2 separate regions of the Homo sapiens genome follow, and region 1 is linked to region 2. A link is a contact called in ENCODE Hi-C or POLR2A ChIA-PET data. All regions are on one chromosome and are shown on one strand. Each heading gives the region's core, a stretch centred on a gene start or an enhancer-like site at or near the end of the contact. The rest is flanking DNA. Distances are from core to core; before and after follow the strand shown. Region 1 holds the start of TEFM (transcription elongation factor, mitochondrial). Region 2 holds the start of GOSR1 (golgi SNAP receptor complex member 1).

Region 1 (3,503 bases), core at 101-2,600, 430 kb before region 2:
ACTGCTCCCGACCAGCACATTTTATTAATACTTATGATTCCCCTACATCCCCACTGCCTTCCAGACACAAACAATCAACCCATTGCTGCCTCATAAAAACGCAAACTCATCACCTTTCCCTCCCTCCTGAATTCCCCGTTTTTCACAAAACTGGCTCCCCATCTTCCAGAAATAATTCTTTTCTTTCCACTCTCCTTACATCTCCTAGGTTCAATTCCTTACGGTTGGCCAGGCGCAGTGGCCCACGCCTGTAATCCCAGCACTTTGGGAGGCCGAGTCGGGCGGATCACCTGAGGTCAGGAGTTCGAGACCAGCCTGGCCAACATGGTGACACCTGTCTCTACTAAAAATACAAAAATTAGCCGGGCGTAGTGGCGCTCGCCTGTAATCTCAGCTACTCGGGAGGCTGAGGCACGAGAATCACTTGAAATCGGGAGGCGGAGTTTGCAGTGAGTCCAGATCGCACCACTGCACTCCAACCTGGGCGACAGAGCAAGACTGTTAAAAAAAAAATTCCTTACGCTTGCCTCTCACCTGGGAAGATACACTCTCTTCGCGACTTCTCATTGCTCCCAGGCTCTTCACCTGCAATCCAGCCTCACATTCGCTATACAGTATATGGCCAATTTTCTAGGAACACTCTCCAGTCTGACTGCAAATCATAAACCTCGGGGACTTCAGGCTTCCTATCTGGTGGAGTATTCAACTGCTCCACCCATTATTCAAGGACCAACTAAATTCGGCGCTACATTCATCTCCCTTTATCCCTTCTAAGAGGAATACCGCTCCAGCGCCAACGCAATCTCCTCCTCCCTCGCCTTTACCTAATCCCTTGCCTGCCCTGTTTCCCCGCTGAGCTCCTCAAACACTTCGCATCTCTCCCCGTTATTCCAGTCTACCTGGTGAAAAGGTTATTTGAGGACCTTGTCTACGCTGCCCCTACCTGATCCCGCTCCCGGCGCCACAGGCTGGGCCCCAACAGGAGCTCCTCAATCTAAGTGTCTAGGAGAAACCCAGGGAGTCTCCACGAAGGAGGCACTTTACCCACTACAGACTAAAACTGGCCTCGGAATCGCCTTCCTGGAGATTCGGCCCAGCGGCTCTCAGGAGTCGGTAGGGGCAAGAACGTTTCCCCGGTGCAGTGGAAGAAGACTGCGGGCCAGCCAGGGACTCGGGATCCGGGGACAGGGCCTCGGCAGGCGCCCGCCTGGAAGCCCGCAGCCCAGACGCGGACGACCCACTGCTCAGCGGGACACACCTCGGGCCTTGCCCCGGAACGCCGCTTGGACAACAACCTTTCCGCCGAGTGCAGGCCGAGCGCTTTTGGGCGCAGCACGCAGGAACCGGAAGTCAATGGAGGAAGACTGGACCTACTGATTCAACTTGGAGATGAGCGGGTCTGTCCTCTTCACGGCGGGAGGTAGGGTGCTTGGAACACTGGGGTGATTTCCCGTCTGTCATTAGCCTCTGACCCTAGAGGCTAATGGAATACGGCGGGAGGTAGGGTGCTTGGAACACTGGGGTGATTTCCCGTCTGTCATTAGCCTCTGACCCTAGAGGCTAATGGAATACGGCTGGAGGTATTCTGGAGGAACCTGGAGTGTTTCCTTCCTCATGTCCCTCATGTCCTAGAGTGTTTCCTTCCTCATGTCCCTTGTTCAGGCCCCTCTCTTGGGGCCCCAGCCTAGCTGACGGGGCAGTTTTCGGAACATTTGTGCTTCCCCGGCCTCAGGGTCCACGGGTGGCTCCTCAGAGTGGGCGGATGGTTCACATTCTCACAGCCGCTTGCTTACCTCTGGCCACATTACTTTCCTGTGGCTGCGATGTTAGAGTGACTTCCCACTGGTTTTACAAAGTTATGCATTGTATGGTGTTTCTCATACTTGCAAAAACGTCATGTAGAAGTCTTGAAAAGTGTACGGAAGAAAGTAAAACTGCCCTTAAATCTATCACTTAGCTGAAACATTTCTTATAAACGTACAAAATTTAATTTTATTTAGTTCCACCAGATGAGATACTAAAATGTGAAAATGGAAGTGAAGACAAAACCCTTTTTTTTTTTTTTTTGAGACGGAGTTTCGCTCTTGTTGCCGAGACTGGAGTGCAATGGTGCGATCTCGGCTCACCGCAACCTCCGCCTTCCGGGCTCAAGCGATTCTCCTGCCTCAGCCTCCCGAGTAGCTGGGATTACAGGCATGTGCCACCACGCCCGGCTAATTTTGTATTATTAGTAGAGACAGGGTTTCTCCATGTTGGTCAGGCTGGTCTCGAACTCCCGACCTCAGGTGATCCGCCCACCTCGGCCTCCCAAAGTGCTGGGATTATAAGCGTGAGTCACCGCGCCCGGCCTAAGACAAACCTTAACAGGAAATATTAGTTACAAAAAGATTCCTCTAAATTAAAAATATCAGAAACTTTAAGCAGTTGGAATAATTATTTCAACTACTTGCTTCCTGATGGGTATAAAATACAATTTTCTAGGTAGTAAAACTTCGGACTGATCCATAAATATCGGGAGACATCTCTCGTGACTTGAAAACAACAAAAGCTCTATTTAAAACTCTATATAATATAGTTTAAAAACTAATCCTCTTTTAAAGATGATTCTCGGGCCGGGCACAGTGGCTCACGCCTGTAATCCCAGCACTTTGGGAGGCTGAGGTGGGCGGATCACGAGGTCAGGAGATGGAGACCATCCTGGCTAACACTGTGAAACCCCGTCTCTACTAAATATACAAAAAATTAGCCGGGCGTGGTGGCAGGCGCCTGTAGTCCCAGCCACCTGGGAGGCTGAGGCAGGAGAATGGCGTGAACCTGGGAGGCGGAGCTTGCAGTGAGCCGAGATCGGCCACTGCACTCCAGCCTGGGCAACAGAGCAAGACTCCGTCTCAAAAAAAAAAAAAAAAGATGATTCTCCAAGACAATTTAATATTGTCCTCTATTAGTTCTTAAATTCCAGGAAAGTATTTGTGACTTTGCAAAGGATCTAGTCAAGCTTGCAACTAACCCCAAAGGAAGTAGGACATCCAACTTATATTTTGCTAAATTTTCCTTTTAGAGAGGTGGAGATGCTTTCTGACCCCGTCGAGGTCATCCCTGTACTGGGCCTTACATAATTTCTGCTGTCGGAAAAAATCCACTACACCTAAGAAAATTACTCCCAATGTTACTTTTTGTGATGAAAATGCAAAGGAGCCCGAAAATGCACTTGACAAGCTCTTCTCTTCAGAACAGCAGGCTTCCATCTTGCATGTGTTGAATACAGCATCTACTAAAGAACTTGAAGCTTTCCGATTGCTTCGTGGAAGAAGGTCCATCAATATCGTAGAGCACAGAGAAAACTTTGGGCCATTTCAGAATTTAGAGAGTTTAATGAATGTGCCCTTGTTTAAGTATAAAAGTACAGTTCAAGTTTGTAACTCCATACTTTGTCCAAAGACTGGACGGGAAAAAAGAAAGTCACCGGAAAACCGGTTCCTGAGAAAGCTCCTCAAACCAGACAT
Region 2 (3,400 bases), core at 290-2,789:
TTATAGCATGCTGCTTCAAAAAACCACAGGCTAATGACTAGTAATAAAGATATCAGTAGCCTCTTCTACATAATTTTAAAATGTTTTCTAGCGGCCAGGCGCGGTGGGTCACACCTGTAATCCCAGCACTTTGGGAGGCAGAGGCGGGCGGATCACGAGGTCAGGAGATCAAGAACATCCTGGCCAACATGGTGAAACCCCGTCTCTACTAAAAATACAAAAATTAGCCAGGCGTGGTGGCATGCATCTGTAGTCCCAGCTACTAAGGAGGCTGAGACAGGAGAATCGCTTGAACGCAGGAGGCGGAGGCTGCAGTGAGCCGAGATCGATAGCGCCACCGCACTCCAGCCTGGGCGACATAGCGAGTCTCCAAAAAAAAAAAAAAAAAAGTTTTCTAGCTGGTACACACATTTCAAATGGGCATTGTAATACATGTTTTAAACTATAAGCACGCTTTTCTGTGATTGGAATAATTGTCTTCTCTAGTAGGAAACATAAGTAAAAGCATTTTGAAAGTATGATAGGCAAATCTGGATAAATTTAGAATTGAGTTTCTTAGACCAAGGGGCTGATAGTGACAATACTGTGGTTTCTAGAGGCTTCAGTGTATAGCAATAAAAACAGGTCAAAGGAATTTGGAAAGTAGTTTCTATGCGGCTGTAAAGCAAAGAGACAGTTGGGAGAAAAAGGTGAGCTTTCTCTGCTCTTGTTGATCATCATAATCCACGAATGAGTTTTATGTAAGCTCACTTTATCCGACTATAGTTTCAGGAATTAAACAAATGCATTTGTCAAATCACAGGAAGGTTTTTTTGGTGGGAGAAGTATAGCAAATGTAACTGCAATTCACACAGGTTCTCTCAACTTTTTCAATAAAACCGATTCTAGACTCTAGAGCAGAAGGGTAAGTTATTTTCTCCTCCTTCAAACACCCAGTCCTGGAAGTCCCCAACCTGTAGTTGTCATGGAGACCCAATAAGAGACATTCTGTCTCCTATTCTCTTCATACTTCCTCCGACGGACCGGAATGCAAGTTCCTCCTTCTCTTTTCCCACTCAGTTTTCCAATAGTGACCTCAGCTCCAATGCGCTGACTCCTCCAGTCTCCGGGGCTCTGGATCTTCTCCCTCAACATTCGTTTCCTCTCAGAGTTCGTACCCCAAGCCCCTTCGTCCGAGTTCCATTACTCCCTCAACACAATTCTACCCAGGCGATTGAGAGCCCTCTTCCTCTACATCCCCGCTCTGTCCACTCTGCCCAACCCCTGCCCCACGTCCCGCTCACACGCCCCGGCCAGGCCAGACCCCTACCCCAGACCGTTCGGTATCCCCAAGGCCCCGGGGATCCCACTTAGGCAAGCCCCGCTGCTCAGCTCGGCCGCTCCGGGAGTCTGGTTCTTTCCTGTGCTGCTTCTCCCAAGATCTGTCCTCACTCAGCCCCTCTCACCCTCGTAGGACGCACCCGGAGGCCTTCTCGCCCTCACCTTCCCAGTAACTGCTGGTCCCTGCCGCCATCTTTGTCGTCCAACGTCAGCCGGGATAGGGGAGCAGAGGCGATGCAGGCCGGAAAGTCACCATGGTGCGTGTTTCCGCCTTGAGAGCCAGGGCCGACGGGATGCGAGCCTCCGCGGACACTGCCACCTGCTGATCAATTCGTTATCTTACAGCTTTTAAGTAGCGAGAGAGAAAAAACTTCGGCTTTAGCTCCTGTCTTTCATTCCCGCTTTCTGCGCCCCAAACCATCATCATCTCCCTCATCTCGGCTTATCCTTTCTCTCAGCAGGTGCCTACTTGACTGGGAGGAGAATCATCCTCAGGCAACTCCCTCAATTTCCCTCACCTTGTCTCTAATTTGTATCTTCAGCCAATTTCTTCCTTTCTCAGACATAGAGACCCTTTCTTCCCAGAGCCATTTCCTTCATCCTACCTCCCCGCCTGTGCTCCATCATCCACGTTCTTTGGCGTATGCGCTCTTCTCCACTGGCTGCTTTCCTTGTCTACAGCAGTTCTAGTCCCAGCCCTCTTTGTCCTTGTCAGCCGCCACATCTAGAAAGAGTGAGCTAACTGCTTCTACATGCTCTCGGCCTGAGCCCTCAACCTGATAAAATCTGCTGTCCAAACCCACACTTTATAGATACATAAATTATCACAGTCTACCGGTGCTGACTTAATTCTAGTGAAGTGTAGAAACCTTAATTCCTGTAAAGTTCTTTCCCCCACTCATTTATAATATAGTTGTTTTTAAGTATTTCCTCTGCATTCATTGAGGAGAACCACATCAGTGTTACAATATTTGCTTCAAGGGTCAGGCATAAGTTAGAGAATTCAAGAGAAGAGGAAAGCTTACTTGATTTATGCATATTTTACTCTTCTTCGTTCCTAGTGTCCCAAGATTCCTTTTTCTAATCGTTTCCTTTCTGTTTCAAGAATTTCCCTCAGCCATTTTTTTTTTAAAGAGTAGATCAGCTGGTGACAAATTCTATTAGTTTTTCTTCATCTGAGAATGTCTTGATTTCCCTTCATTCTTGGGGGATCGGATATTGTTGCCAGATATACAATCTGAAGTTGACAATTTCTTTCTTCAGCACTTGAAAAATGTGCCAATTCCTTCTGGCCTCCATAGTTTCAGATAAGAAATTGACTAAAATTGGAATTGTTTTTCCACTGTAGCTAAAATACATTTTCTCTCTCACTGCTTTCAAGAACTGTTCTTTAGTTTTCAGAAGTTATGATGTGCCTTGGTGTAGATTTCTTTGGATTTATCCTGTTTGGGATATCCTCAGCTTCTTGATTCTGACATTTATGTCTTCTGCCAAATTTGGGGGATTCTCAACCATTGTTTCTTCCAATACTTTTTCTGTCTCATACTGTTTCTCTTCTTTTTCTGGGAGTCTGATGACGTGAATGCTAGATCTTGTGTTAATGTCCCACATAGCTCTGAAGTTATGCTAATTTTTTTTCAGTCTATTTTCCATCATTCGGATTTGGTACTATCTACTATTCTGTCTTCAGATTTGCTGACAGAAAGTATGTCTTTCCTCTGTTCCCTCCATTCTGCTGTTGAGCCTATTCGTTGAGTTCATGTCAATTATTGCATTTTTCGTATCTAAAACTTCTGTTCAGTTCCTCATTATATCTTCTGTTTCTTTGCTGAGACTCGTTTTATCATTTGTTCTAAGTTTGTTTGTAATTGCTCACTAAAGTATTTTTATTAGAGCTGCTTTAAAGTCCTCATCAGATAATTCCAACATCTGTGTCATCTTGATGTTGGGGTCTGTTGTCTTTTTTTCACTCAAGTCGAAGTTCTCTGGGCTATTGGAATGACAATTTTTATAAATTGTATCCTGATGTTTCAGGTATTTGTTATGAGATTCTGATCTTATTTATGTCTTCTGTTTAAGC

Evidence for each region. A loop is a pair of places that touch in the nucleus more often than their neighbours do. ChIA-PET counts read pairs that join two places held with the same protein, here RNA polymerase II (POLR2A). Pooled maps may share reads with other maps.
Region 1: a loop to region 2 is called in a map of CD4-positive, alpha-beta T cell, with 2.1 times the contacts of the local background. The contact joins the promoter of TEFM here to the promoter of GOSR1 in region 2. A Hi-C loop is called at or near these places in 2 of 168 maps with a recorded cell type or tissue (CD4-positive, alpha-beta T cell and naive thymus-derived CD4-positive, alpha-beta T cell) and 11 of 50 pooled maps. POLR2A ChIA-PET finds 5 or more read pairs at or near these places in 1 of 52 experiments (PC-9).

Annotation. Positions count from the first base shown.
Region 1 is chr17:30,904,085-30,907,587 of GRCh38, reverse strand. TEFM (transcription elongation factor, mitochondrial) reads left to right here and starts at 1,350. Exons shown (of 4, transcript NM_024683.4): 1 at 1,350-1,420; 2 at 3,059-3,503. The coding sequence starts at 1,390. RefSeq lists enhancers at 1-612, 591-860.
Region 2 is chr17:30,475,547-30,478,946 of GRCh38, reverse strand. It overlaps GOSR1 (golgi SNAP receptor complex member 1), which reads right to left and starts at 1,539. Exons shown (of 9, transcript NM_001007025.2): 1 at 1,483-1,539. The coding sequence starts at 1,513. RefSeq lists enhancers at 1,276-1,495, 1,646-1,795.